2 separate regions of the Homo sapiens genome follow, and region 1 is linked to region 2. The links are chromatin contacts, found by Hi-C in ENCODE. All regions are on one chromosome and are shown on one strand. The core of a region is the stretch at or near the end of the contact, and the rest is flanking DNA. Distances in the headings are between cores, read along the strand shown. Region 1 holds the start of TRAPPC3 (trafficking protein particle complex subunit 3). Region 2 holds the start of PSMB2 (proteasome 20S subunit beta 2).

Evidence for each region. A loop is a pair of places that touch in the nucleus more often than their neighbours do. Pooled maps may share reads with other maps.
Region 1: a loop to region 2 is called in a map with no recorded cell type, with 6 times the contacts of the local background. The contact joins the promoter of TRAPPC3 here to the promoter of PSMB2 in region 2. A Hi-C loop is called at or near these places in 2 of 37 single-sample maps with no recorded cell type and 8 of 50 pooled maps.

What each region holds. Positions count from the first base shown.
Region 1 is chr1:36,147,360-36,152,011 of GRCh38, forward strand. It overlaps TRAPPC3 (trafficking protein particle complex subunit 3), which reads right to left and starts at 2,127. Exons shown (of 5, transcript NM_014408.5): 1 at 1,978-2,127. The coding sequence starts at 2,019. RefSeq lists enhancers at 1,797-2,457, 1,811-1,890, 2,021-2,680.
Region 2 is chr1:35,637,871-35,642,782 of GRCh38, forward strand. It overlaps PSMB2 (proteasome 20S subunit beta 2), which reads right to left and starts at 3,656. Exons shown (of 6, transcript NM_002794.5): 1 at 3,472-3,656. The coding sequence starts at 3,562. RefSeq lists enhancers at 2,631-3,596, 3,385-3,844, 3,597-4,561.

The DNA of each region.
Region 1 (4,652 bases), core at 877-3,376, 510 kb after region 2:
TAAATGGAACACAGATGCAATCCCAGTAATTTGTGAAGCAGAGTTGGAGGGACTGCTTGAGCCCAGGAGTTCGAGACCTCGAGACCAACCTGGGCAACACAGGGAGACCCCTAGCTCTACAAAAAAAAAAAAAAATTAGCCAGGCATGGTGGTGCACACCTATAGTACCAGCTACTTGGGAGGCTGAGGCGGGAGGACTGCTTGAACTCGGGAGGTCAGGCTGGATGAGCCTCAATCATGCCACTACACTCCAGCCTGGGTATATCATTTAAAATTAAATAGACAGTGCTATGAAGACAACCAGCATAGAGTTAGAGGTTAGAGAATTAGGCAGGTAATCAGGAGGGAAGGCCTCTCAAAGGAGGTGACATTTGAGTAACTATGAATGAAGGCAGGAGTGGGCTAAGTGACTATCTAGAAGAAGGGAGTTCCAAGAGCCTTGAGGGCAGGAGTATGCTGCTGCCCCTCCCTAATTACCTTACTTCACTGAAACGAAGAATACTGGGGGCTGGGGGTAGAGTCTGCAGATTTTTGTTAAAGATTTCAATATTGATTTCAGGCTTAAAAAATGGATAAAATGAGAGCAAAGTACAAAAACTAACCAGGAAGACCTCTACTCATCTCATAGGAAAAGGAGAAAGAAACATTTACCATGCCCCTCACATTTTACACCATCCCATTTAATATTAGGTAGACATTACTATCCCCATTTTATAGATAAAGAAATTGAAGATCAATCAAGTAAGTCAGAATTCCAACCAAGGTCCATGTGTTTCCCCTTACCTGACATTGTTTCCTAACAAAATATTCTCGTCTTTTGGCCGGGTGTGGTGGCTCACCCCTGTAATCCCAGCACTTTGGGAGCCTGAACAGGCAGATCACTTAAGGCCACGAGTTCGAGACCAGGCTGGCCAACATGGTGAAACCCCGTCTCTACTAAAAATACAAAAATTGGTCAGGCGCAGTGGCTCACGCCTGTAATCCCAGCACTTTGGGAGGCCGAGACAGGCGGATCACCTGAGGTCAGGAGTTCGAGACCAGCCTGGCCAACATGGTGAAACCCCATCTCTACTAAAAATACAAAAATCAGCCAGGCGTGGTGGTGGACACCTGTAATCCCAGCTACTCGGGAGGCTGAGGCAGAAGAACTGCTTGAACCTGGGAGGCAGAGGTTGCAGTGAGCCAAGTTAGTGCCACTGCACTCCACCCCGGGTGACAGAGATTTCGTCTGGGGGCGGGGGGAGGGAGGGAAGAACGAAAGAAAAATGACCTAAGTCTGCAGCCCCAGCCCCTAGTCCAACTTTATAGGACCATATGGTGTCCAAACTATTCCCTGGGAAAGAAGGGAGCCACCCACTCCATTAGAGGGGCACCACTCACTGCTTACTCTGGCCCATCTCTTATTCCATTGAATAAAACGTTCCTTTCTGGCACGACCAGTATCTGAACATCTCTCACAATACCCACGCCACAGTACGAGACACTGTAGCCTAAGAGTAAAGCCTAACAGTCAGCTCCTAGCATTAGCTTTGGAGTTAAACACGGGTCCAAATCCTAACTTCCCAGGTGTAAATATGGGCAAATTACGTAAGCTCTCCAAGCTGTAAAACGGCAATGTTATCCATCTGATAGGGGCTACTCTGCAGATTAACTGAGATGCTGTAACGTGCGTGGCCCGGTGCCCAACACATAGTAAGAGAGAAGTTAAGTGGCAGTTATTGGTATTTATTACCGTCGTTGTTGTTGGCTTAGCACAGAGCTGCACTCAGGCCTTGGGGGCGGGGTCTCCTCCGGGGAACTTCTCCGACGGTCCCCTCACCTGCCTGGAACGCCCCCGGAGTGACCCAGCAAGAGGCTTCCCCTTGCCAGAGCTCACAGGAAGGCCCTTTTCCAAACGCACCTCGCGCTCGGCGCCGGGCCCCTTCCCTGTACGCCTCAATTTCGCCCCGCCCGCCGAGGTCACGCGCTCCAAGTTACCATTTTCTTGCTCTCGGTGCCACGGTTCGCCTGCCTCGACATGGTGCCGGCCGCCCCGCCCCACTCGCCTAGCCACGGGTTAGCTCGGCGACCCCTGCAGACGCCGGAGCCTAAGCCGCTGCCCCTCAGCCCACAAGACCGACCGGCACTGACTCACTGCGCCTGCGCGGCCTCCCGCGGGGCACCACGGGACTAGTGGTCCGGCCGACGTGGGCAACTCCCGCCCAACAAACGTCAGACTACAACACCCAACAGCCCCTTTGGCAGCACCGCCTCTTAACACAGTCAACTACAACTCCCGGAGTGCTCCGCGCGCGCCTGCCTGGTAGAGCCCAGCTTGCGCTGGGCAGCATCCTGGCCGCTGGGTGGCGTCCGCAGCCTTCGGTAATCCTGGGTCACACACACGCTTCCTCCTTGTCCCCCTCCCCCCGCGCCCGGCTCAGAGATGATGCTCCACAAATTCCTCTCTCGCCGGGGTTGGTCTTGGAAAGTCCCTCTTTCGAGCTAGCGTCTTCCGCTGTTGCGATTCAGCTCCAGAAGCTCCCAAGATGTCCCAGAAAACTAGCAATGACTCACACAGAATTGGCTTCTTCATTAGAAAAATATTTAATGACCTACTATGTGCCAAGCATTTCGCTAGTGTCTTTCTCTTCAGACTGCCAAACCCCAAATGATGCCAGCACCTGCCTTCTACCACCTGTGGCCTCGTGATGGAATATCCAGTCTTTTAGGTAAAGTTCAAGTCACTTTCTCCCCCTCCCTCCCCCTAGAACAGCTACACTGCCTGGTTCCCAGAAAACAAAGATCACTAACTGTCGTGGCCGTCAGTTCTGAGTTCTAATCCCAGCTTTGCCATTTTAGGCAAGTTGCTAAATCTCTCTCAGTTGTTGTAAAGACTGGTGAGCCACGCATGCCCAGCACTTGGGCGCATAAAAGGCATAAAAGAAACGTGTATTCCCTTCCAGCCACCCTCCAAAAACAAGCCAACAAACAGGCACCAGAAACACGAAGGGAATGTGCTGGCTGAACTCTCACCCATCACCAAGGGGAAGTCTATAGTCCCTGACCACAGCTCTTTGGTTTCAGCTCCCGCGGTCTCTCAGCTGGTCAACTCTGAGGAAGCTGGGCTGGGGGGTCCCTGAGCACTCTCTGTTCACTTAGGCCTGGTAGCCTGACTGTAGCAGCTGCATTCTGGCCCCTAGCCCTCACCATGACAACCAGCCTGTCCAGACACGAGCCAGCCAGGCTAGGGAGGGCTGGGGGGCCGCTGAGGCTGCAAGCTGGTGCCCAGGGTTCCCCCAGTCCCTCCCTCAGGGTGCAGGACCAATCATTATTATACCCTTTTCCCCAGACATTCTGTTTCCTCCCTAGAGGCAGTGACCCCTCACTCTCCATCCTGTGTAATGCCACAGGGGAGGGAGCCAAGGGCCGAGGGCTCTGGGAAGGAACTTGAGGGTTGGTTGGGGTTGGGGGAGGAAAGCAGGAGTCAACTAGCCCCCAAGGGCCAGCTCAGCTAGACAAGAGCCCTCTGCATTCCCAGGACAGAGGACAGCTGAGGTGAAAGCTGCAGTTGGCCAGCCGGTCTGTCGGTCTGGGCTCCTCCCTGCCGGCTGCCCTTGGCTGCCCACAGAAACCTGAGTCACACTCACAGCCAGCCACCCAACCCCACCCTGCCTGCTGTCAAGCAGGGCGGTTCTAGAGAGAGTGGAGGTGGAGCCTTTCCCTGCCTGTCCAACAGCCTCCGAGATTTTGCCTCTCTCTGCCTGGGATTCCTCCTCTTGGCGTCTCTTTCTCTTTGGGACTTGCAGTGTCATTAGTCCTGAATGAACAGTGGGGGTGGGGGCCATCTCAGGTTGATCTATATGATCCCCTCCTCACTCAGATAGGTTCTTAAAGGCTTCTTAGGCCGAGCACAGTGGCTCATGCCAGTAACCCCAGCACATTGGGAGGCAAAGGCAGGAGGAACACTTTAGCCCAGGAGTTTGAGACCAGCCTGGGCAACATAGTGAGACCCCCATCTCCATAAAAAATAATTTTTAAAAAGGCTGTTCTGTTATGAAATAGCCACTCTTTTGTTTATTTACTTTTTTAACAAAAATAAATAAAAATTAAAAAAAACAACAACCAGCTGAGCATTGTGGTGTGCACCTCTGGCCCCCAGCTACTAGGAAGGTTAAGGTGGGAAGATTGCTTGAGCCCAGGAGGTGGAGGGTGCAGTGAGCCATGTTTGCACTACTGCACTCCAGCCTGGGTGACAGAACTGAAACCTTGTCTCAAAACAACAACAACAACAACAAAACTCCTTAGACAGCTGTTCCAAGGATTCTCAGTATGGTTTCCATCATTCCCAAATCCCAACCCTCCTTACCACTTCTAGGTGCCAGGACATTTAGGAACACCAGATGTCCCCTCACCACCCTCTTCTCCTTCTCCCTAGAAAACAACACAAGGGATAGCTTTCTGTTCCTATCAGGGGCTCTAGACAAAGACTCTCTCCTGGGAACCCAAAGGGTTGAATCTATTTAGTCCTGTATCTGAGTTCCCCGCCTCCCCAAGAGCTGGACAGGGAGGGGCAGCTGGCATCACCAGCCACAGGGAGTGGGCCCTGGGAGCTGAGGCCCCCCAGGAAGGCCGGTGCTGGTTAGAGACCCCGTGTTGCTGCAGTCCCTTGAGGC
Region 2 (4,912 bases), core at 2,406-4,905:
ATGCAAAGAAAAAGGAGCAGAAGGGTATATTCTAAGTGCTTGCCAGTGGTAAGAGTATGGGCAGTTTTCGTTTCCTTCTTTTGCTTGTTGGTTTTTCCTAAAACTTCTATACTTAACATGCCTCACTTTTATAAGAAAGCATTATTCAATAAGTTCGCATTATTTTTATAATAAGAAAAAAGATATTTTTATTTGAAGGGGGAGCTTGTTTACAAAGAACTTATGTCACACTTAGAAGAAAGGCTAAAATCCTAGGCAGTAACCTGTTCAACTTTAAAATTAGCTTAATACAAGGCCAAAAATGTTTTTTAAACACTGAATATGTCCAATGAGTAGCAGAGGGCAACATATTTAATAAAAACACAAGAGATAGATACTTAGAGACCCCTGAGTTGTACAGGAAACTGCCTGTGTAGCTCTGGGGAATTTCTGATTCTTGACGAGGAACTTACGAGATCCACATACATGAAACAAATGGCCAACAAAATGAACAACATTAGCATGTCATACTGTGGAAAACCAACTGAACTAGAATCCAAGAGACCTTGGTTATGATGTGGACTTGGCACTCTGAACTTCGGCAAATTACTTGTCCTCTCTAAGCCCCAGTTTCCAGATGTGTGAAATGTTATTTCCAAATGTGTGAAATGTTAATAATATGACTTACCCCTGTCTAACTCACAAGTGAGAAAAACTAATGAATTCTATACATGTCCAATATTATGATACTCAGTGTTAGATAATGTAGTTCGGATTATACATGCTATAGGAATTCAGAAAAGAGAGAATTCTGTGTGGGCTGGAGTACTCCGAGTAACTTAAAAGCAATTCTACATAGGCCAAGAGAAAAGAGACATGAAATGCGGCATATAAGCAAACCAAAAGTTATACCACTTAATAAGGTGGCAATCCTCAGCAAATGTCTACTCTATAGTATCAAAATGTTTTTACAAAGTGACATACTGGACAATTGATTGGAAGTTGTATTATCATTTTATACTTGGAGAAAGGAGTCCCAGAAGGTTACTATTTTTTCAGCATTCTTGCCTACTCTAAACAAGCTCCATCGTGAAATGAATGATTAGAAAAAAGTCATCAGACGGCTGGGCACGGTGGCTCACGCCTGTAATCCCAGCACTTTGGGAGGCGGAGGCAGGTGGATCACCTGAGGTCAGGAGTTTGAGACCAGCCTGGCCAAACTGGTGAAACCCCGTTTCTACTAAAAATACAAAAATTAGCTGGGCATGGTGACGGGCGCCTGTAATCCCAGCTACTTGGAAGGCCGAGGCAGGAGAATCGCTTGAACCCAGGAGGTGGAGGTTGCAGTGAGCCGAGATCGCGCCATTGCACTCCAGCCTGGGTGACAGAGCGAGACTCTGTCTCAAAAATAAATAAATAAAATAAATAAAAAAGTCATCATACAATACTAAAATTTCTATTATAATTTGTTTTATACCAGAAAAGACTATAGGGAAAATTGGAATGTGCAGAGTGCAACTATTTCCAATTATTTTTCAAGAACTAACTCAAATTCATCTTTCTCCCATACCATAGTTATCTTTCTTTTATTACTCTTAGGATTTGCTCTTGAACTCATTAATTTAAAAACCAACCTACTACTAACTAGTAATACTTCTTTTATTATATAAAATCATCTTGCAGCATTTATTTCCTTGTTTTCTTAATGTCTTGGACTCTTCTATGGGTTATAAGTAATATACTGCATCCCCTATAATGACTAAAAGTACTGTGTACATAAGTAGGCTTAAAGCACATTCTACTTTTCAATGTGATTTCACATACATTTGGGATGAAACAAAAGACCTGTAAAGATAATGATTATTGTTCTACCTAGACATGACTTAATGTTAAAATCACTTGCTTGTCAAAGACCTTAGTATTCAAAATAATGGACAAATTTACTCTCAAAACAAATTCACTCCTTTGGAAGGACTGGCTTACAAACAAAACTTCTACAAACTAATCATAGAATTTCATAAAGTATAAGGTGCTATGTTAAGTGATTTACATTAATTCATTAACCTTTTGAGATAGGTGCTATTACATTACCACCTTATAGATGTTAGCTCTAGGGCACGGAGTTAGAGAAATTTGCTTAAGGTCACAAGTGGCAGAACCTGGGTTCAACCTATGCAGTGAGTCCAGACATTTTGCCCCTAAGTACTATAATATACTATACTATACTATACTATACTATACTATACTATACTATCTATACTAAATTACTCAATACATAATTTTAAGAAGATTTTGGTTGTTTTTCTGCAGAATCTAAGTTTGTTTTCCTTAACTGATCAAAGACGTGCTACTGTTGAAAAAGTATTAAGCTTTGGTTCAGATGACTTAATGGTCATTTGACAAATATGTTTGGGCACCTACGTACACTTAGTATTATTAAGTACCTGCCTAGTGCTAAGGATTTGCACATAACTCATTTACTAAATCCTCCCGACAAGTTTGTGAGTTTGGTATTGCTAATCTTAAAGATGAGGAAATCTGGGCACTGCAAAATAACTTATACAAACTCATAAGGCAAATAAATGACAGGGCTCCAATCTCTTAACTCCATTAACTACTTAAATATAAGGAAAACCTGGCAGCCATTGCTCTGGAAAACTGGAAAAGAAGAATCGGGAGCCACGGGAAGAAGGAAAATGCCAAGCTTCTGGTCCCACAGTCTCACTCTCCCCAGGATCCCACCTTATGCCGCCAACAAACTAACCTCATTACTAGCGACACCAGGAAACTTATCAGAGATTCGGGGATCTAGAGAGCCAGTCCCACAGTCTCACTCTCCTCAGGATCCCACCTTATGCCGCCAACAAACTAACCTCATTACTAGCGACACCAGGAAACTTATCAGAGATTCGGGGATCTAGAGAGCCAGGCTCTGGGCAGGCGCTTAAACATTTATAAACTGATTCCCTTTAGGCAACTCTCACCAAGCAAGAAGCATTTAGCGAAGGCCAGAGCAGAGCACTGACCCAGGAGCCCTGGAGGAGCAAATGCCAAGGTCCCAGACCTGTCTGCCTGTTTCGCCTGTAATCCCAGCACTTTGGAAGGCCGAGACGGGCGGATCTCCTGAGGTCGGGAGTTCGAGACCAGCCTGACCAATATGGAGAAATCCACATCTCTACTAATAATACAAAAATTAGCCAGGCGTGGTGGCGCATATCTGTTCCCAGCTACTCGGGAGGCTGAGGCACGAGAATCGCTTGAACCCGGGAGACAAAGACTGTGCTAAGCCGAGATCGCGCCATTGCACTCCGGCCTGGACAACAAGAGCGAAACCCCTCTCGAAAAAATAAATAAATAAATAAAATAAGTACGGGCAGGGCAGGCCGGCTTCCATCTCTCAGATCCTCCCTGGTACTTATTCAACCCCCGACAAACTCCTTCTGGCCGCTCCTACACCCCAGGCCTGGCCGGGCCTCCCCTGCTTCCTCTCACCGTCCTTCATCTGGACAATATTGCTGGCGGCCACCCGGTCGGAGGCGACAAGAACATAGTCGGGGCCTTGGATACCGATGAGGTACTCCATGGTGGCGGAAGGCCAGGGGCTGCAGGTCCGACACAGCACGAGACTCGCCCGCTTCCAGGTCTCACCGGTGAGACAGCACCTCAGAGCGAAGATTGGCGCGACGCCTGCAGCACGACTTCCACGGCGCTCTCGGATGACGTACAACTGTCGCGAGAGGTTGCAAAGCGGGCGCGGCGCCGGGTGCCTTATGTTCAGTGCTTGTCTCTGGGATCGTACGGGTCTCCTCCGGAGCAGGCTGTGCAGGTCACTTGCCTTATGTGACGCCCAGTTTCTCTGTTTACACACTAAGATTTTAAAAGTGGCTTTAGGATAAAATCACGCAGTGTATGTAAGGTGCCGAGCACGTGTGGGTGTCAAAAAGGGGTAGGTAGCCAGGCAGCCGTTTCCCTACGTTGCTCGGTAAAATCTCCCCAGAAACCCCTTTCCTGCAAGCCAGATTGGAGAAAAATTAACTTGAGGGGAGCCTTACTTCCATCCTTCACAAAAATAGTATATGGTTGGATTAAAGATATAAGCATGGCCGGGCGCAGTGGCTCACGCCTGTAATCCCAGCACTTTGGGAGGCCAAGGCAGGCGGATCACCTGAGCTTGGGAGTTCGAGACCAGCCTGACCAATATGGAGAAACCCCGTCTCTACTAAAAATACAAAATTAGCTGGGCGTGGTGGCGCATGCCTGTAATCCCAGCTACTCTGGAGGCTGAGACAGAGAATCGCTTGATCCCTGGAGGCGGAGGTTGCGGTGAGCACTCCAGCCTGGGCAACAAAAGCGAAACTCCGTCTCAAAAAAAAAAAAAAAAAAAAAAAAAAAAAAAAAAAAAAAAAAAAGAGAGGGAGAGAGATACAAACATGGAAGAAAAAGTAGAAAAATATTTCTGTAATTTTTGGAAGAGATGTGTTTCTAAGCTTGACAGGGAACCCAGAAGCAATATGAGAAAAGACTTGACAGATTTGACTACCTAAAATTACACGTCTCTATGTGGTGAAAGTCATTATCATGCTCAACAGTAAATGTAAATTGGGAATGTTTCAATTGTAGAAATAGTTACTATTTTGGACCTTATAGACAGAAGAAAGGAAAAAGTTAATATCTATAACTTAAAAGATATTCCTACAAACCAATGGGAGGGGAGCCGGGTGAGACAATACCATTTTTAAAAGACCCGGCAGGGCACGGGGGCGGATCAAGAGGTCGGGAGTTCGAGAACAGCCTGGCCAATATGGTGAAACCCCGTCCCTACTAAAAATACAAAAAATTAGTTGGGCGTGGTGGCAGGCGCCTGTACTACTCCGGAGGCTGAAGCAGGAGAATTGCTTGAACCTAGGAGGCGGAGATTGCAGTGAGCCGAGAT